Regions from separate parts of the Homo sapiens genome. Here region 1 is linked to region 2. The links are chromatin loops, found by intact Hi-C in ENCODE. Cell type or tissue: mammary epithelial cell. All regions are shown on one strand. Each heading gives the region's core, and the rest is flanking DNA. Links, peaks and the distances in the headings are about the cores only. Region 1 has its middle 300 kb from the start of LNCSRLR. Region 2 overlaps SLC9A9 (solute carrier family 9 member A9).

Region 1 (11,265 bases), core at 2,003-10,002, 2.0 Mb after region 2:
TCCACACTACAATGTGTTTAACTCTGAAAGCCCTTGCTATTTTCAGTGCATCACACAATTGATTCCTAATATAAGTGAACCCGTGGCATAGGGAAACATTATTTTATAGGAGTTTCATTGTATTTAACTCTGCATATATTGAAGAAAAAAGTTAAACCTTTTGAGATTATAGCAATAAATACTATGCCATTTGATCACTTTCTATTTGTACTTAAATATGTACTCATTGTAACTCAATATAACTTTAAAATAATGGCAATATATGCAGTTTCCATATTGTATTCATTTCTATAAATGCAGTTAACCTAAGTTTATAAAGTTTGAAAATTACGTCTTGTGGAACAAGAACTAGACAAAATACATGTCTGAATGGTAAAGTATATTCATTATAAAACTGAGTCTGCTACATCACTTTCAGGAAACTTCAGCCTGGTGGATTGTTTATAGTTTGCAACAACAACCCTTTTCATGCAGTTTTTGCCCTCCTTTTGACCAAAAAAAAAAAAACATTTCCATAGGATGATAATTTGTGCCTTATTTTCTTTTAGGAATAAATAAATAACTTATAAAATAAAGTTTGAATTATTTCATGGGCCATGTGCCTTCTAAACATTGGTGACTTAATAAACCATTTTCCAAAAGAACTAAGAAGAAATAAGTTGTAGTCAAGACAAGAAAAACATCAACAGCAACTTTTTCTAAGCATGTACACAGCCAACTTGCCAAGGGCTCTGTGACCACCCACCTGATTCCTCATCAAGGCAGTTGCCTGGTTTCCTTGCAGCAGTGTGTTTCCCAAGGTGCCAGGCATCTTCAATCTGGAGATGCAGGTGATGTAATGACTTGCTGTAAGCTAGGTGCTCTTTCCTGCTACTGCAATAAAAGGCCTTGGAGCTAAGGGGCTCTGTGACAGTTAGTGAGGTTAAGGTGCAGCTTGTCTAAAATGAACATCCTAACTCTAGATAACAAGGTGTAGGAGAGTATAAGAAGACCAGGCTTATAAAGGATAGGGACCTATGCTAATCAGTGGAAAGTTTCAGCATTAACAGGTATTCTTGGACCTAGGGATTTTTGTTCTCTGAGAATATTCTGATTATACTTGATAGCCAGGCGAGAGGGAGCTCTCATATGCATTAAGTTATGTTTGTTATGTGCTATAAGAGGATGACTATAATGCATGAATATTTTATGACAAAAATTAGTTTATTTATTCATATAGAAGTCAAAATGTGTCCAATTTCCAAGCTGTATTTCAAATACAAGCACTCTTTTATTTCTATTTAATTTTTCCCTTATATATTTTTGCATTTCCTGTGTCACTACATTATTATCAATAGACAATAATAAATTGAAAGAGTTTTCCAAAAGAGAAAAAATTTCCCCATCTTAAATATGTCCTTGAAATATGGCTATGCAAGATATATTTAATCCAATAGTATGCAAACTTCCTTTGGCCATTAGGAGAGTTTACCAAAATAGCATTTCTTTTGGCATGACTGATCACATCAACATGAAATAACCTTGAGCCTTTATTAAATTTTCCAAGGCAGGCAAATTCCATTAGCATCTGTCAGAGTTCACTGGTTACTACAGGTAGAAAGGTCAAGGAATGTTTGATGCCATAATTCATTTCTCCTATACCCAATATGCATCAAACAACATATTCCCAATTGTGTAATACGGAGTCACAGACTGACTGCAGTAGTTAGAAATGTACTGCTAAAGACGAAAATTGAGAAGACTGCATATAAGGGAGAAAAAGATATAACAATTGTTGAATACTTTTTGTGAACCAGGTATGCAAAGTGATTCACATATGCCTTCCAAGTAAGTTTCCCCAAAAAGTGTATGACACAGATGTAATTATCCCCATTTACTGATGACAAACGTGGCTCAGAAAGCTAAGTGAATAATTCTTAAAATCAGTGGGACAGAGCCTGAACTGGAACACAGAGTTGTTAGACCAACAGTTTGTGTATTTTTTAGTACTAAAAATACTAAATGAGGCAAATAAAGGGTCAGAAAACAGGTAAGAAAGCAGGAATTAAGGAGACTAATATTAAAGATGAGCTAAAGTCTAAAATAATGAAAGCAAATTTTTTTCCTCAAAAATCTTTGGAGAAATTTAAAAGTCATTGTGGTGAAAATGGAACACTTTTACATGGTTGGTGGGAATGTAAATTAGTACAACCTCTATGGAAAGGAGGTTGGAGTATGGAGATTCCTTAAAGAACTGGAAGTAGCTCTGCCATTCAATCCAGCAACCCAACTACTGGGTATCTACTCAAAGGAAAAGCAGTCATTATATGAAAAAGACACATGCACACACATGTTTGTAACAACACAATTCCCAATTGCAAGGATATGGAACCAATGTAAGTGCCCATCGACCAACAAGTGGATAAAGAAAAGTTGGTCTATATACAACATGAAATACTACTCAGCCAAAAACAGGAATGAAATAATGTATTTTGCAGCAACCTGTATGTAGCTGGAGGCCATTATTCCAAGTGAAATAATTTAGGAATGGAAAATCGAATGCTGTATGTTCTCACTTATAAGTGGGAGCTAAGCTATAAGGAAACAAAAACATACACAACAATATAATAGACGGTGGGGACCCGGCGCAGAGCAGGTTGGGAGAGTGGTGAGGGACAAAAGACTACATATTGGGTACAGTGAACACTGCTTGGGTAACAGGTGCTCTGAAATCTCAGAATTCACCACTAAAGAACTAATCCATGTAATGAAAACCATGTGTACTCCCCTAACTACTGAAATTTTTAAAAAGTCCCTTGGAGATAGTCATAGGGTGAAGCCAAACAATCGACAACCTGGAGACACATCAGAAATAAGGGAAGAACATGGGCCAGACAAAAAGCTGACAAAAGGCTTGGTACCTGACAAAGAGGCAGCTTGTAATTCTGACTGCAGTTACTTTCAAATCTAATGAGAGTTAGTAAATAAAAAAAAGTCTGGATACAGTTATTAAGGCAAGAATTCAACAACCAATGTATCACAGATGTGTCCAAAACTTGCCTCTCAAAAAGTCAGGTAAACACAAATGAGCAGTTGCAGATGAAGAAAACTAAAACAGAATGGGAGAGTGGGGGCGTGAAGAGGGAGACAGGGGGAGAGAGACAGACAAAGAGAGAGAGAAGAAATAGAGACTGAGAGAGACAAAATAAACAGGGACCTAAACTAAAGCTGCTTTGTGAATGAGAATTCAAAGAACAGAGTTGTGTTGAGGAGAACATGGTTAGGGACGGTTAACCAGGAAGGAGGGGTAAGGCATGTCAGGGACAAGAAGAATGTAAGTTGAACTGAAGTAAGGTAAAATAAAATACCAATTTCTGAGATAGAAATGCAGGACAATTACTATAGCATGAAAGCATTCACAAAGTTTTTGAAAACTTGTGTTTTTGAAAATAACCACTATCATAATATTTTCAAAAACATTAAAAATTTTTAATTTCCTATTTTTAAAAGCTTGCTGAGATTCCATTTTGTTTATACTGTTAGATATGTGTTTAGAACAAGAAGAGAATAATGAATGCTCATTGAACTGAAACATTTTGTGTAGAATTCGAGAGTTATTTTCCAATGAAAGAGTCATTAGAAAGAATGAGTCAATATGTAAAATTTCAATGTTATATAAATTTAATAGCAAAAAAAAAAATACGTATTAAAGAAACCAAAATGAAGGAGGGTATTTTTTAGAGTAGATTGAAGCATAATTGTTTATATTCTATTTATCAGAGACTAAAATGTCAATTATTTATTTGATGATGAAATATATAATAGGCACGTTAGATTCATAAGCTGCTACTATCTCATTACAAATTGAAAGTTTATACTTTTAAAATGGAATTTACTGTTTCGTTTTAGAAAATTATGTAGAGTTTTTGTGTCAAGTAAGCTGAAAATAAGAAATAAAAACTTAATATGATAGCCTGAGAATTCTGTATTTTTTAGATAGCATAGAATTTATTTTTTAAATTATGCATAAATTAGAAATGATAACTATATTTGCGCTTATGACATTCTAGGTTTATAACTCATAGAAAAGTTTCCAAAATTTTTCTCAATAACATCAGTAAGTGAATTGGTGCAAGAAGGAACAGGAAACAAAAATTACAGCTAAAAAATATTGTGATTACTTAAAAGAAAGGATGGAAGATGCCATCCTATTAGTAGGAATCAGTACCAAAAAAAAAAAATGAATATAATATGACTTGCAGGAGAAAAAAACACTGAGAAAGCATCAGGAAGCATATATTCCTTATTTTTTTCTAGTATTATATTCAAATGTCTTACTCTTATGGAGTTCAGTCTGTGTCTTTTATATTTTACTAGAAATTTTAAAGAATAAATTTACCTGACCTCTTACAGATAAATCTGTAGTTTATCTTACAGATTTCTTATAGATTTTCATTTTATAGTAGTTCATAAAATATGCCTTTATAATTTTACTGACTTCCATATTCATGGCTGTGTCTTCTTTTTCATTCCTAATATTTGGGATTTTTTATTTTCTTTTCTCATATTTTCTTCACATATTTGCCAAAATATTATATATTCCATGAACCTTTACAAAAACATGTGTTGATTTTATTTCCTTCTTTTTCGTTCTTATTTCACGTTTGATATTTATTAATTTTTCTTCTATTTTCAAATTTATTCTGTAGCTGTTTTCCTAGTTTTTAAGTTAAATTTGCATACATTTTATTTTCAAAGTTGGTAATAAGGGCTGCAAATGTGGCCCCAGTGCAAACCAAGATCCTCTAACTTCTTTGTTGTAAATTGAATAGATACTGCAGGACACCTCACTCAGGAAGAAGAGGAATTTCGTGAAAGTTAACAAATTTCTAACAAATGGAAACATGAGTAGAAAGATATAAAGCATAATTATAAATATCTCACAAGGAGCCTCCATTCTATACAGCAGTTTTTTCAACATCTAATGATGTCAAGGACCTCTTGAAATGCTCACTTTTGAGCCCAGAACATTTTGTAACAGATGTGTATGCCTTTTAATGATGCCTCTTCTTTATGAAATTCTTTTTAGTTTACGAAGTTTCTCTGAATACATGGTCTTAATTGACATTCAAAAAATATAAATGACATAGGAAGGACACTGTGATGGTTAATTGCTTATGTCAACTTGACTTGGCTAAGGAATGCCCAGATAGCTGGTTAAACACTATTTCTGGCTGTGTTTAAGATGGTGTTTCCAGAAAAGATTAGTATTTGATTCCGTAAACTGACTAAAGAATATCTCCCTCACCAGTGCGGGCAGGCATCATCCAATCTGCTAGGGGCCTGAATCCAACAAAAAAGGTGAAGGAAGGGCAAATTTTCTCTCTGCTTAAGCTGGGACATCAATCTTCTCCTGCCCTCAGACATTGGCACTGCTGATCTCAGGCCTTTGGGTTTGGACTAGAACTACACACTGACTCTCCTGGGCCTCCACCTTGCAGCCTGCAAATTTGGCTTCTTACTCTCCATAATCATATGAACCAATGCTTCATAATAAGGATTCTGTATCCTTCTATATACAGATAATGTATATCTATAGAAATATAAATATATTTATATTACATACATCTATAAATTTTATAGCTATAATAATTATAGATATAGCTTATATCAATAAAAATATATATCTAAATATTCTATAGATATCTATATCTAGATATATAGATATATCTATATATGAGATATATAAAGAAAAAATATGTAAATATATACATTTATATACATAACTATAAAGAAAAAAAAATATATATATATATATATATATATATAAAATCTCTCTCCTTGGTTCTTTTCTCTGGAGAACAACTTTCTTTTCTTTTGTTTTTTCTTCTTCTATTTGTAAGTTTCAGGATACTAAGTTTCGAAGAGAAATTTTCTCAAGGCCATTTGACCAAAGAGGATTATTACACCAGGACATGTGTTTTCTAAGCTCCAGACCATTCCTTGTGTTTTGCATACTTGCACATACACCAAAAACCTGATGGAAGATAAACATGACATAATTGAAATAAAAAAGTTATTTCATTTTACTATTTCAATATAATTCACTGGAAGAACCCATTCAGATTATAAAAGAGCGAAACAAATATGAAATTTTAGCATTATTTTTCTTAATAGCATTAATATTATAAATGGCTTGTGATCACTTTATTAATACAACTTTAGAAAGCCAAAACAAACACTTTTAAAAATGCTGCAAAGAAATTGAAAGACAGTTGTAAATAAATGAATCATATAAATTATTTAACATAGTTATATCCCTACACATAAATACTTTAAAAATCATAATCCTTAGTTTTAGTTAGACATGTTGTAACTTTATTGCTTTTTAAAGTAATAAAATACATTATAACCAGGGATGTGCAAAGAATATATAAATGAGGCCGTATTTTGTAATTTTTCACTGTGTTAAATCTGTTCTTAAGGTTATCAAGTATAGCTACTGACTTAATTTTACTGGGAAACATTTTATCGAACTAAAACTAAATTTAACTGGCATTTTAATTTCAAATTAAATAAAGTTTCTAAGAGTTTTTATATATGAAAAATAAGTTTCCTCTTTTCCATGAAAATCTATTAAATCATCAGTTTTAGTCCATATTAAAAGATGTTTATCTTAATAAAATGAACCTTCCACTTCCATTGCAAAACTAAATTTTTAACTAAATGTGTTGTTTCAGTTTTTTTTCCCTCTCATTAAATAGTCATGGAAGTAAATCTTCTACATTCTAATAAGTATTAAATAAAAATTTAGGGCAATTCTAAGCTCATGGCTATAAAGCAATAAAATGGATCCCTCTAGAGGACATTCTTATAATCATTCTTGATAACAATTTTTTCAACATTCAGCTATCTAGTATAAAAATAACACATTTTAAAACAGAAAACAACTAAAGTAGCAGATTTGGATGTATTATTTCCTTACTGATTCATAAAAGATAGCCAATATATAAGACTACTCAAGAAAATGTTATAGAACCTTAAAAAACAAAAACTAACTTCGTGGAGGCAAAACAAAAAATAAAATTACAATGGTTATCATAATCAAATCAATGAAACTTTGAGTATAAATTTAGCTTATTAACCTCTCCATTTTATTGATGAGCAAAACTGATGCCCAAGTAGTTGAAGTAATGTAGTCACTGCTATTAAGCAGTGATGTTGGTATTCATAGGGGGGCCTTCCTGACTGCTGGTAGTTTTACCTAACAGCCACATGCTTTAACATAGAAGCAGTGAATCCTTTATATTGTATATGTCACAGTAAAAGTAAACTCTAAACCCCAAGAATGATTAGATGATCTCCACATGCATAAACAGAGGTGTATTATGATCAGTGTCACATCTTTAAATTTATACATGCAAGACACGAACATAAAGAACTTCACAAAATACATCAATTTGCAATGCCCACTTATCTCCTTCCCCTGTGGTAGATCTCTTTACCTTTTGAGACATTCTAGTGACTTTTGTTTTCCCCAGGCACAGTACAATTTAGGTTCGGTACTTATGCCTTATTTTATTTCTTTTTAACAAAAGAGTGAAGGAATAATTATTCCAGAACAAATGAATGCCTAAATTAATTCAGACCAAATATAAATAAGAGATGTGTACATAGAGTAATGGTGAGATTAGCTAGTAAATATATGGGGCTTGGAAGGGCTCAAAAAAGTCAACCCTTTTAAATATAAAAATTAATAGTGACTTTTGTTCTTATAATTGAATGGATTTAGAGACTGGCAGAACTTATGAAGAATCTCTAGGGGTTACAATGGTCTAGATTTCTGTACCTTATCCAAATGTAGGGGGAAAATAAAAAAACGTATCAGGCCCATTTTTAAAGATTTGTATGAAACTGTTTAATGCACTAAAAACCTATATCACTCGTAGCCAGTTAACAAGTTTCCAGAACAAAGGTTTGGAATCAGATAAATCAACTTTCTCAACATAATAAACCAACCTATTCATAAGTGTCTGATAAAACATCCATTCCCTCCATTTGCTTTACTCAAAAGTGTAATTTTTAAAACAAATTACAGAAGCTTATGTTTCCTTGATCTACTTTGTTCTTTTTATTACACAGCATTTGTCTATAAAAATCCTTAAAATAGCTTGACATTGAACATTTTACAAACAACAAAACAGAGTACTCCATAATCTGTTACCTGAGTAACTGATTAACTTCTTGATTTCTTCAAATTGTTCAGAGTTGAACTTCCCATAAATAAATCATACAATTGTTTTTGAGAATCAAAGTATGACACTAAAGAACAAAAAGTTATTAACTGACATATGCAGGTATTCTATTTACTCTGCTATATACATCTTATCTATAAAGTGAAGGCATGGATTTCTCTCAGTTTCAATAAAAATAGACACAGAGACTTTACATTAGCATATATAGCTCTGGGAAAAGTAGAAAGTGAACATACAACAGGAAGGGCTGATTTGACCCAAAAAGAGGGTCCAATTGTGTCTTGTAAAATGTTAGGTCAGCCAAAAGCTTCAAGAGGAAAACTGCCTGCCCTGATTTATTTTCTGTCATCTGGGAGATGTAGCCTCTAGGTGAACTTACCAATTAAAATAACATGTTAATGAAACCCAATGGAGAAAATAGATGTTGAGTTTTAGATGAACCAAAACTTAAAATTAAGATTCTAAAAATCAAGGATTTTTTCTTTACTTCAGCACAATGAACGTACTAAAACATTTTAAAAGGGGCTTTACTTGAATCCAAACCTGTTTTGTTTTTAATTAGGATCTCAGACAAGCAATGGTAGAGGAATTGCAGCTTCACCATAAAGCCACCCTCACAAAAGCAGAGCACTCAGTTAACAACCTGCTTTTTTCCCTAAAGATTGTTTCTCCAGCTGGGGTATATACACTTACAAAGGTATTTTCTTCCACTAAAGAGGGCTTTCTTTGCATCCAGTGCTCCACCCTACAACTCCTGTCTTCTAAGAGTGGCTCTCTTCAAGAGGAAATACTTCTGTGGCAATGAAGACACCTGATGGGAATATTCCTCTGAATTTTTATCATGCAAAGAAACATTTTTATTAAATACGTAAGCAAATCTTCACACAGAAAGATTAAATATTTACAAAGTACATACTTAATCTATGTATATACAGAGACATACCCACATATAATTATAAAAACACAAATTTACAACTTTCTTATTGCTGAAAACCTACCTCTGATTGAGTATTGACAGAATAAATTCAAGTATTGAGATATTAATACCTTTAGATTAAATATCTAAATTAGTTTATAAACATTTTAATTTTATTTCTTTAAAATCTAAATTACACAATATTTAACGACTATTCCTTGTACTGCCTTATTTGCATTATAAAAAAGCAAGTTTTTAATATTTCTGAGTAGATAACATCTCACCATAGATAAGTGCTTTTGCCCACTTGAGAAAGTCTAAATAGGATGAGAAAATGTTAAATCAATCTACACTTTAATTTCTTTGGTATTCTTAACCCAAGTATAGGCTTCCTATAGGATGTGATACATTCTGAGACCCAAAATGCATACATCTATTCCTGATTCAACTATCATATAATTTCAAGATAATTATTTCCTCTATTGATTTCACCATCTTTGAAATGGAAACAAACATGTGTTCACTTCTAAGTATCGGGGGAACCCGCCCCCAATATTTCAACATAGGTTCTTTCTATTTTCTGGCTGAGAAATAAAAAGAAAGAGTACAAAGAGAGGAATTTTATGGCTTGGCCCCCGGGGGTGACATCACATATTGGTAGGACCGTGATGCCCACCTGAGCCTCAAACCAGCAAGTTTTTTATTAAGGGTTTCAAAAGGGGAGGGGGTGAAATAACAGAGAGTAGGTACAAAGATCACATGCTTCAAAGGGCAAAAAGCAGACCAAAGATCACATGCTTCTGAGTGAACAAGGCAAAGGGCAAAAGCAGAACTACTGATAAGGGTCTATGTTCAGCAGTGCATGTATTGTCTTGATAAACATCTTAAACAACAGAAAACAGGGTTTGAGAGCAGAGAACCAGTCTGACCACAAATTTACCAGGGTGGAGTTTTTTCCCTACCCTAGTAAGCCTGAGGGTACTGCAGGAGACCAGGGCACATCTCAGTCCTTATCTCAACCACATAAGACAGACAATCTCAGAGCGGCCATTTATAGACCTCCCCCCAAGAATGCATTCCTTTCCCAGGGTATTAATATTAATTGCTAAGGAAAGAATTTAGTGATATCTCTCTTACTTCCATATCCGTTTGTAGGCTTTCTGCAAGAAGAAAAATATGGCTCTTTTTGCCCAACCCAGCAGGCAGTCAGACCTTATGGTTGTCTTCCCTTGTTCCCTAAAAATTGCTGTTATTTTCTTCTTTTTCAAGGTGCACTGATTTCATATTGTTCAAACACACGTGTTTTACAATCAACTTGTACAGTTAACACAATTATCATAGTGGTCCTGAGGTGACATATATCCTCAGCTTACTAAGATAACAGCATTAAGAGATTAAAGTAAAGACAGGCATAAGAAATTATAAAAGTATTATTTGGGAACTGATAAATGTCCATGAAATCTTCACGATTTATGTTCCTCTGCCACGGCTCCAGCCGGTCCCTCCGTTTGGGGTCCCTGACTTCCCGCAACACTAAGAGTGTTATAAACTTTAAAGCAGTCTTAGTTCAGAGCTGCTCATTCACCCTTCAGCATCATGAATTACTCATATTTCATTTGTGTAACACGTTCACTTTGTGGTAAAGCTGTATGTAGAGCTGCCTTCAAGTAGCAATGGCCTTCCTGCTACCTCTACATAAATTGTACTTTAGTGCCAATGTGAGCACACTGTATCCAGGTTTCATTACGGCTCACCAAGTAATCATCACCTAAATTAAAACACCACTTCTTCTGTACCATGGGGTTCTCATAATAAAACAAAATCTCATAGACCACCTCTCTCTCACGTGTTTCACATAAGTGCCACGAGCTCATTCAGTCTCTGCATTTCAAGGATTTGTCCCACCATAAGATTATCTGTCTGAGAGAGTTATTACTTTTGGACATTGTATGAGTTGGTATTATTTGATGCTCGTCAATACTATTTAATAAAACAAATTCTGAAAATTGCTTCTACTGCTTTCTTTCTGAGGCTATATAACCTTGCATTTGTTTTTAAATATTTCTTTTTCAAGAACTAGAACTTTGAGTCTTTATTTTTAGCAACTAAATTGAT
Region 2 (11,265 bases), core at 2,045-10,044:
TCTATTTAATGTTTTATTCTTCTGTCCCTAAAGTATTCCTCTGAAACAAAAGCAAAGCCAGAGGTAAGTACAAGAAAACTTGAGAACTGCTTCTTTTCCACACTGTTATAAATGCTCTCTTTTGCTATTTTCTAAGAGTAGTCCTGTGCCTTCCAAATCTCCAGGAAGCTATGCTAACTTGTAATTCCATGTGAGCTAAAGAATAAAAAGTCCATACAAAAATACAAGAATATAGCAGCAAGTTATGCCCAATACTGACCTGAAACATTAATATCCCAGGAAAAGGTCAATAAAGTACAGCAATTTGTATTAGATAAAGAAGAGCATATGCTCTGGCTGCTATTCAAAACCTTTTCTCCTCAGTGTGACTCAAGGATGGATGATGTTTACATGCAGAATACACTCCCTTAGTGCAGAGATAAAATAGGCCAAGGGTTGTGTGGAATCCCTAGGGAGCTAACTGCAACTGTGGTTACTTTTTCTCTTATTCAAGAGACGTGTATCTGAATGCAATAAGTATGAGTGCTTATAAATAGCCTGAAATTTATTCTAACTATATTAAAAATATGACTAATTCTCTCATGTTGATACTTTATCATTCATAATAAATTGCTTATACCATTTCATATTTCTTGAATAGGAGGACTCAACCTCATAAATATATGAATTCTCCACAAGTTAATCTAGAATGTAATGCAATCCCAATGAAAACACCTAGTTCTAGATGATCTGGGTGAAAGATTGAACAGGTAAATCCTAACTGAATACTGAAAATAAACAAGCAAGAATAGGCAGAAAAATTCTTGGAAAAAAGGAAGAGAAAATAGCAATATTCCTATCGATATTAAAACATATTTTACAGGCACAATAATTAAGATAGTAAGGTACTAGTGCTTAAAAAAAGAAAGACAATCTATAAAATAGAATATAACTTTCACTAATGGACCAAAATAAATGTGTGAAGATGGTATACAGCAGAGATGGTATTTCAAACCAGTGGGTAAGGGATGGATTATTCAACAAGTATTCCTAAAAGAATATCTGGGTAACAATCTTGTGTTGGGAGGAGTCTGGGGGAGGGTAAGGTTAGAGCCTTACATCACAACTATCCTACCAGAAATTGGAGACAGATCAAATAATCCAAACATAAACAAACGGACAGATAAGTACTTGAGGAAAACAAGAGGAAGATGTTTAATTTTGATTCAGACTGGGAGAAGCCTTTCTGAGAAAGATCTAAACCCTGCAAAACAAAGGCTCGATAATGTCAGTTATATGAAAGAAAATATCACTGAAAAAAACTCTCCATAAACAAATGACAAACCAGGAAATATATTTGCAACTCTCATGACAAAAGACTAAACTCATAGACGTAAGATGAGCTCCTGCAACCTAATAGGTAAAGCACAAAAAGACAAAAGATATGGAAAAGGCCATGCACCAAAAGGAAATACAAATAGCTCCTAAACAAGTTTAAAGAAACCTAGATGACAGGTTGAAAGGTGCAGCAAACCACCATGGCACAGTATACCTATGTAACAAACATGCACATTCATGTATCCTGGAACTTAAAGTAAAATAAAAAAAAAAGATGCTCAGCCTTACAGTAAGAGAAATGTAAGTAAAAACTACAATGAGAGATTATTTTCTACCTATCCAAATGACAAAGGTGAGATTAAAAGGTTTGTAGGAGGGAAAATGCCTCCCCTGTAGTGTTCTACTTGGAGCCTTGATTCAGAGCACACAGTAATACGAAGAAGCAAGGGGGCTTCCTAATGGGCCTGAATTGTAGGCTGATGGGACCATCTGCAGGGAACAGGGAGGAGAGTGTTCTCTAAATAGAACCGATGTTCACTGAGTGCCAACTCTTTAAGATGCAGTTATTCATTGTGATATTTATTTTCTTTTTGTGACATTTTGGGCAAGATCATGATTCAACTGTGTATAGTGTATGATGTTAACCGAAGAAGGAAGGTGATGGAGTGCTTAGATTAGATGAAGCCTGCCTTTCCAGATTAATAATATCTTGTTAGTCACACACACCCACACATAGACACACACTCTGAAGTCACAGAGAGAAGGTGCCATGGGAGAAAGGTTAGAATCTCAAGCTCAAGTACAGCTAAAGACGCTGAATGGGGATTTATTCTCTACATTTAACTGTCCTCTTTCAGCCTAACTTGTCATTTAAACTGCAGGAAACACCTTAATTATATCTGGGAATTTTACTGGAATTTGGAGTACACTTGGTTAATAAGACATGATTTCCTCCGTGCTCCTGCTGTTGTCCCTCGTCACCTTTCTTGCTGGGAAAGGAATGGAGCCCTCCCAGGCTCTTTTCTCCTCTTGTCATTACCTGGAGGCAGGAAGCAGAGGACTTCACCTCCTTGTCTCATTTCCCAGGGGGTGGAGAAGGGACCACATCTCATTCTTGAGGGGATGGAGAAGAAGAAGAAGTCCCCTTTCCAGGTCTCCTCCAGGTTGAGCAGGAGGACAGAGGAGGAAATGCTCAGGACGGTCAGAGGGTCTGCTGAGCTGCGGCTGGGCAGATGAGTCCAAGACAGCCTCAGAGCATCCCCAGAATGTGTGTGTGTGTGTGTGTGTGTGTGTGTGTGTGTATTGGACAATGGGAGGGGGGTGAGCAGAATGCTTCCCACTGCCTGAGAGTGGCACAGACATGCCCCAGCCTGCTGGCATCCCTGGTGCTACTTTGCTGCCAGGACAAGCAAGGGTGTAGAAGTGAAGTGTGTGGACACATGCTTGAAATCCAGAGTATATCACCTCTGTGAATCAGCGTACCCAACTAACAACCAAGAGCAGAGGGCTCTGTCTGTGACACCTTCGTGCTCCAAGGCCTCCAGGAATTGGACACGGTCCCAGGGAAAGAGACTTAGTTTCAGTTACCCAGCATAGTAAAGCATCAAAACAGAAAATAATTTTAGTTACAGAAAAAAGTAAAAAAATTTGTTCTAGTACACTCAGGCTTGAGGATTAAAATGTATTCAAGTACAGATATTTGGGAAGGAAGGTTCTAGTTAGAAGTGCCTCAAATTCCAGGTTAAATCATGTGTAATTCATCATGGAAGCCCAGAGACTCCATGGATGTTTCTGAGAATTTTCTCTGCCTAGATGAAGCACAAGCTGGTCCGGGAAGGAACTGTAGCCACTACCATAGCACTTAAACACTCTTAGATAAATACCGCAGATGCCTTTTCACCTTAAAGAAGAGACATGACAGCTATTGTGAGGTGCTGATTAATAAGCTGAGTGGTTGCCCCAAGTCCGGTTTGTGAAAAACAGGTCACAGAGCTGTGATTGGAAACGTTATAGACGCTACTGCCCAAAAGTCCCACCTGGATGATGCCAATTTCAGAAGCGTCATATCAGCTCTCCATTTCCATCTGCAGATTTCAGAGAACACTGACAACTTTAGAAAACATGGAAATTGGGTTGATTTTAACTATGTTAAGGATGAAACTTTAAGTGGTCATGGTTGGACACAGGAGAAAAGAAATAACCAAAATCAGAGCTGAACTGAATGAGATGCAAAATTCTATACAGAAGATCATTGTTGGAAATCATGGTGGAGTTGATAGTTTTGTTCAGCCTTTAAAACATTTTTTTTGATGTATGCATTGTTCAAATTACTGGTCCCATTAGATCAATAATTGTATTTTGCTAGAGGTTGTATATTAATCTTCACTGTAACTAGTGTTGTGGTGCTAAACGTTTAATAAGTGGCTTTTTGGGGGGAAAAGCCCTGATTTGTAGCATTTGTAAATGTCCATGGAGTAAGTACTCACACAATGGCCAATTTCAAGCTAGCAATGAGGTCTCTGGACATGGAGTTGGGAAGAGATGTTCAGTAGCACATTCTTAAGTTGCATTTCCACCATATAGCTACAATACATGTACACAACCTCAAGAGCATGATTAATAATAAAATATAGAAAAAAATTGGGAAGCTATGAGTTTTTAGTATTTGTTAACTTTGTTTTTAATATAATTTATATGTTGGTATGTTTATGTAATCTAATTTTTACTTTTTCTTTTTTTTTTTTTGAAATGGGGTTTTGCTTTTGTTGCCCAGGCTGGAGTGCAATGGCGCGATCTTGGCTCACTGCAACCTCTGCCCCCTGGGTTCAAGCAATTCTCCTGCCTCAGCCTCCCAAGTAGCTGAGATTAAAGGCATGCTCCACCATGCCCAGCTAATTTTGTATGTTTAGTAGAGACGGGGTTTCACCATGCTGGTCAGGCTGGTCTCGAACTCCTGACTTCAGGTGATCTGCCCACCTCGGCCTCCCAAAGTTCTGGGATTATAGGCATAAGCCACCACACCTGGCCCTAATTTTTAACAATGGTTGTGTTTGATGGCTTGTTCACAAAGTTCCTGAAACATTAACCATTAGGTCTCATGAGTGGTACAAGCCATTTCCAGTGTGAGGTTCATTGCATCCCTGTCTCTAGCATGGTGATTGCCACTCAGTAGGGGTTTTACAAATGTTGGTGAATTAATTAGTTCATTAGTTAATGAGTGACTATTACAGCCTAAAAGTTTTTCAAATGCAAATGCAATAACAGATGTGTTTATTTAACATCAAATAAGGGGATAATTTAAAACAAAAAGCCAAAAATGCATATAAGGCAAAATTCTATTTTATTGCCCTCAATAAATAATCAGTGAACTAGTAAACATCTATTTATGTACTTATGCTACTACGTAGCATCCATATAATTGAACAGTTGGATTTTAAACTCAGCAAGATATAATAACTACAGGCCAACCACGTCACCTTTCGGGACTTGACTCAACTAAAAGGGATGTCTGGGAAAGGTGTGTGGGAGCGCCTTTACTGGGCCCAGTGATATATTTTATTTTTGAAGTTGAGTCAGGGCTTTCCAGGAGTTTGATTTATTATTATGCTACCTAACTTCATACCGGCACTGAGTACTGTTTAGGGACACAGGTTGAAGCCAGACGGCTTGGGTTCAAATCCCAGCTCTTCCCATTTGCCATGTGATGTTTGGGATGGCACTTACTCCTTCTGGGCTTCAGTCTCCTCATAGGTAAATTAAAGGCAACAACACTGCCCACTTCTTAGGGTGCGTGTGAGGACTGACTGGATTTGTATATGCAGAGTGCTTAGAGCATAAGACAGAGTAGCCTGGAAGTGTTAGCTCTTACGTTATTATGTGTATCATATACTATAACTTATAACAAGGAAAAAAGTAAGATGATGTTGGAGAATCAAAAGTTGAACTATACATTGTAATATCTTTCAATTCTAAAAAGTTTTATATTATACATATATTCATTGGCCTATTTGGAACCTTTCAAATTGACCTGGCACTATCTCTACAAGCCCACACCACAGCTGGGTGAAAATGACCCAGTGCGCTCCCCTGCCCCTTTGGGACCCTGTCTGCTTCGCCTCAACTGCTCGGTTGCCTCCTCCGTTCATTTTCTCCTCAGCTTTTCTGGCTTCTCTAATCCCACAGTAGTGCTCCACCACGAACCTTTGTCTTCACCTGGCATAGGAATAGGTAGCCTGGAGTTGGATTTCCCAATCCCACTGCTGATTTTTGTAATGGACTCCAGGTCTCAAGCCTAACACTAGAGAGAACCGTACCTGCTGAGATCAGTTAGATTAGAACCCCCTCTCTAAGGGGATCAAAAACCACATACTTAAAGCCTGAATATGCAAGTATCAGTAGACCAAAGATAGAATTTTAGCCCTGGGAAAACCTTAAATTAACAGAAAATGAAGAGGAAAAGGATTAGACTGAAATCAGAATTGATGAGATTAAATGAACCAATGCTTATATAGTGTTTGGCACTTAGTAGGTATTCAGTAATTAATACCTTACCTGGGACACTGGAGAACTGAATAATAAATAGTTTACTTCTTTCATGCCTCATTACTCATTTATTATCTCCAGGAAAAATTAAGAGGTTACATTAGTTAATACCTAAGTCAACTCTGTCTGGAGAAATTGTCATGTACTTTCCCTTAGATTGAAGTTTGATTATACATAAAGCCATATAGCCCTGACATGAGAAACAACAGTCTTACTGAGTCAGTTTAACTGTTAAAATTGTGATTTATAAATTTTCCCACCAGAGGGCATAATATCAAAGCCAATGGCTGCTGAGCTGCAGCTGGTGTACCGTGTACCATTTACCGGGTATAATTGTTTCATTCTGTTGATTTTGGAACGGAACTTTAGCTTCCTAGGTGGTGACACTTGCCCCCTCCTGTTTAACATCCATTTTAATATAATCCACACTTCATTCTTCACATGTTTAGGGTGTGCTTGACTCTGAAATCCGCAAATAATTTTACCAAAATGGCTTTTCACATCTGCTTATTGGAACAGACCTTTTTTTAAAGTTCCAACTTTTCTTTCCAATAGGCAAAGAGATTTTAACTTTGAAACAATCTTGAAATTTAAACTTACAATAACACACCGTGGTGCCTTTAAGCACCGTTAAAATCTAGCTTCAACTCTACGTGGGTGTTAGTGGTTAAAAAGCACTGGGATAATTTTACCAATTTGTTCTGTGCTATGAATCTGGCTTATATGCAAATCCTTGGGACATTGAAGAAATGTACGTGTTCTTATCTTTATCATGTTCTAAATAAAATATATTACCCTCAAAATTTAAAAGTATATATTTATATCTAAAATACCACAATTTTCTGGCCTAATTTATGATTGTTTTCTACTTTCTCCAAATATGTGTTTATTTAAAATATTGGCAGTTTGGCAAGATTTTAATACATATAATAGCAAACTATGTACTATTCCTACTCTGAGAAAGGAATAGATAGAAAGGTCATTATTAACAGTACTCTTAAACTTTGGGCCAACGATAGAATTTTTCCTTCATCTATTCAAATCAAATCTTATTAAGGGCATTTACCCCCAGTACTGTGATGTTCTTGTTAGTGATTTAATGGACTGATACAGTGGAGTTATAAACTAGTGAGAAAATATTAAATCTAAAGAGCAAAGCAGGTTATGAAAACAAACTCTAATGCACTATAAAATCAACACTTTCATTCTGAGAAATATAATTTGTGATATTCTTTCCTCCTTTTTTTGAAAGTGAGAGAGTGGGCAATATGCCATTCAAAATAAAAGCTATTTTTATAACTGTATAGAGAAGGATTTTTATAAATTGTCTAATTGGAGAAAATGACTAAAATTGAAATTAATAAAATGAAAAAGACTCAAATATGATTAGATATTAATTTAAAAATCAAGGAAACTCTATAAAGGCAGGTTATTTTACTAGAACAGAATCTTTTCAACCATAAGTAATGTTCTAAAGCAATATTTTATTTCCCCTTTGACATGAATGTATTTCACATATAATCATGGTTGGAATATTGTTTTGATGGAGGAGAATGTATTCCTACATATAGTTATTTTTAAAAGATTATAAATTGTGAACACTTCCTATCACAACAATTTCATGAATTCAATTAGGGGAATGGTACAATATATTCTCAATATAAAAATTATCTTTTGTGGGGGCAAATAACTTACATTTGGGAGCTGAGTATCTATCTGACGAAAGATATGTTAATTTGGATCTTAGGGAGAACAAATAGGGTCACTAAAGGGCATTTTGTGGCCTCTTCTCTGACCCCATTCTCTCTCAGAAATACCAGTCTGGTGTTGGAGTACCCATCACAGAGATTATGAATGAAACCCCGTTTTACTGGGCTCTTCCTGAAAAATAGCCATTTTTATTTAAAACTGGACAATCAGAGTTACTCGAAGATCAGCTGCCTCAAATAAACTTAGTCCACATGGAAAGCTTAAGACAGGAGGAATGGAGGTAAACCAAATTCTAAGTATCAAACTCTCTCTTCTGCCTGACTCCAGTAAAATAAAATTTTGATCAAAGTTTATCTGAGTCAGAATCCTTTTATGAAAAACTCCCTTCTAGAGAAAAAAATGCCATTCCTTAAAAATGTTTAAGTAGTTTTCTGATTAACTTGCATAGAATTAAGATTTGTTCTGAGAAACTATTTTCTAGTGAACTATTTATCTACCTAGTGATCTATCTAGTGAACTTCAAACTTTTTAAAGCTATAACATAAAAATGATTTTCTAACTATTCTTTTTTCTAAATGAAATGCACCTACCATGAGAAAATCTTTGAATTGGCCTCCCTCAGCACTGTTTCTCAAACTCTCTGTGGTGAAGAGGCATTAATTAGTTTATTAATTAGTATTATTACTTCCAAACTATTGTCACTGATACTTTTTTTTTTTTTTTTGAGGCAGAGTCTCGCTCTGTCACCCAGGCTGGAGTGCAGTGGTGTGATCTCTGCTCACTGCAACCTCAGCCTCCCGGGTTCAAGCAATTCTCCTGTCTTAGCCTCCTAAATACCTGGGATTACAGGCACATGCCACCACACCTGGCTAATTTTTGTATTTTTAGTAGAGACGGGGTTTCACCATGTTGGTCAGGCTGGTCTTGAACTTCTGACCTCATGATCCACCCGCCTTGGCCTCCCAAACTGCTGGGATTACAGGCATGAGCCACCACGCCCGGCCCGTCACTGATACTTTTATAAAATGCAAAAAAAAAAAAAAAGATGCTGAATCAATGGCACTTTTTCATTACAGGATATAAATCCAAATCTTTTATTATTAAATTTAACAGACACTGAATGATTTCAATCACTGTGTATGTTTTTAAATGCTTATTCTCAGGTTTTGTACTTATTCCTCCCAATCTGGGAGCACCGAGCTCACAGATCAGCACTGGTCTACAGACAACACTATCAGTAAGATTGTACTAATGGCCTTTTTCCCTTTATGGCAAGACTGTAACAAAACTTTGATGTATGCTCCTAACTAAATTGTCTGAAGTGTATTAACACTACTCAAAATATGCTTCAACTATCTAAATAGCTATTAACTACTCAAGATTTAACTGAAGTCCCATTTAGTTTTTGGAATTTTAAAACAAATATCGCACAGCAATTTCACTATGGCGAATACTGGAATTCTTTAATACAGGGGCAATGAAAGCAAAGACGGTTTTCAGAACTGTGTATCAGTGCCTAAGTACATCCCTTGTAATCTCATACAACTAGAAGGCAAGGAGGAAGAAAAAAAAGGAGGGTTAGAAATCATCTGGAAACCATGTAAAAAAATATCTTTATAAGTAGCTGTATTTTCCTAATCAGATATATAGAAAATTAGTTAAATTTAGAAGGAAAAAGAGAAAAACCTTCGGGGAGATTTATGTACCTTTTTTTCCAAGAGGAAAACCAATTTCCTTACAAAAAGTTATTCATTGGAAGTAACCAAGCTAAACTGCACACCAATAGAAGTAATAGATCAGTTGAGTCTAAGAAAAGATTAGAGACCCAGCTCCTGAAAAGTATAATTTGGGCTGCAATTGAGTGAGTTAATGCTGGTTGACTTGCATGCTCTGTGTATGTAATTTTCTCTAGAGATTACCCACATTCAATTCTCCAAACTTCTGTGAACAGAGTGCTATTACCAATGTTAGATTCTTTCAATGACATGAATTTATACCTCTAGTGTCCTAAACAATTTCACTGGATTTATAATAATTTCTGGATCTTGCTCCGGGATGTCTTATGGGGAAGCTTTGTATCCCAGCTGGATTAATGGGCAATTGAAATAATCTATGTTTAAAAATTCATATATTATACTGTTATTATTTATCACATCTATCATAAGTCTCAAACTTTACTGTTGTTTTGAATGATTAATAGGACAGTCAGTTTCAAGGGAGGGTAGGCCTCTTAACTAAGTATGAAAAGCATTTGCAGAGATCTAAGAATTAGAATAAATGATATTCTTTTCCATTTGACAAACATTAACTAATAGTATTTGAAAAAGTAATTTAACTTCTTTAATCCTCAGTTTTTTGGGTTTTTTGTTTGTTTGTTTTTTGAGATGGAGTTTTGTTTTGTTGCCCAGGCTGGCGTGAAGTGGCACAATCTCGGCTCACTGCAACCTCCTCCTCCTGGGTTCAAGCAATCCTCCTGCCTCAGCCTCTGGAGTAGCTGGGATTACAAGTATGCACCACATGCCTCGCCAATTTTTGTATTTTTAGTACAGTCGGGGTTTCACCATGTTGGCCAGGCTGCTCTTGAACTTCTGACCTCAGGTGATCCATCCACTTCGGCCTCCCAAAGTGCTGGGATTACAAGTGTGAGCCACCACACTCGGCCTAATCCTCAGTTTTAAAATGCATAAAGTATGATAATTCCTGCCCCTGCCTATCCCACATAGTTGTGAAATGCAAATATGGTGAGCTATGTGAAAACACATTGTGAAGAGGGCAAAGAACTATGAAACTATTATATTTTGCCCATATTTCTAACATTAGAGTAGACGTCCTATGTATGCAGTAAGGTCTTGAAGTGAAATTATTTTCTAAAGCATGTGCCATCCACAATAAACACTCACATTCTTGCAAATGAGTCTCCATTTACTTTGTACTTTTGAGGATAATGTTTACCTTTTCCTACACTCTCGATTTCTCTGTGCTGGGATAATGCTGTAATTGTATTTAACCCTGTGGAGCTCAGTGGATAACCTGTAAAATAATCAGGTTATTGATTTCTGTAGAAGCCTTAAGTTTGTAACCTAGAATAGATACCTTTTTGCTGCAAATTAAAAGTAACACCTTCACAATCATGTAAGCAATTTATCTACATATGTTGGAAGACAGATATTTGCCTGGATAGGGAAGAGCCCAGTGAAGGGATGCCAAATTATAAAAAATCAATAGGAAAAACTAGACACATAAGTAGACCTGAAACAAATAGCATGTAAGACCAGATAGCCCAATTAGTAAAAGGTGATGACGTGGTGGTTAGTATTTGGAGGGAAGAAGACGTTGGCACATTACATGCAACCAAAAAAATAATGAAGATATTATGATCATAACCATGGAGAAAATTAGCTTCAGAAATAGAATTATTGAATCACTGTCAATTGGGGATTGATGATACAAAAGGATCACTCATTAAAAGTTTTTACGCAATCATTGATTTGTTTATAATGTAGTTTGGACACCAAAAGAGGAAAAACAAACCTCAAGAGGGCTAATATTCATTCTGCAAAATGGAAGATATAAGGCTAAACATGGGGAGTTAAGAAAGCATTGTCCTCATAACACATATTCTAAGGGATTGGAAAGGGAGCCACCATATGATGCTAATCAGAGGGAAAGTTTCCCAATGGCTGTCTAGTGTCTGCC

Evidence for each region. Hi-C counts contacts between places; a loop is a spot of excess contacts. Peaks named below come from ENCODE experiments on the same cell type or tissue, not always from the same donor. Only the 100,000 strongest peaks of a DNase experiment are listed, where the experiment ranks them.
Region 1: a loop joins it to region 2, with 10 times the contacts of the local background. A loop is called at or near these places in 5 of 110 quality-filtered maps.

What each region holds. Positions count from the first base shown.
Region 1 is chr3:145,761,251-145,772,515 of GRCh38, forward strand. No RefSeq gene overlaps it. Among named protein-coding and RNA genes, the nearest start is that of LNCSRLR, 300 kb to the right of the region's middle. In mammary epithelial cell, for the core only: a CTCF peak has its summit at 6,831 (motif pointing left); no DNase peak of the experiment used is centred there.
Region 2 is chr3:143,769,440-143,780,704 of GRCh38, forward strand. All of the region lies in intron 4 of SLC9A9 (solute carrier family 9 member A9), which reads right to left. Among named protein-coding and RNA genes, the nearest start is that of SLC9A9, 73 kb to the right of the region's middle. In mammary epithelial cell, for the core only: a CTCF peak has its summit at 6,140 (motif pointing right); no DNase peak of the experiment used is centred there.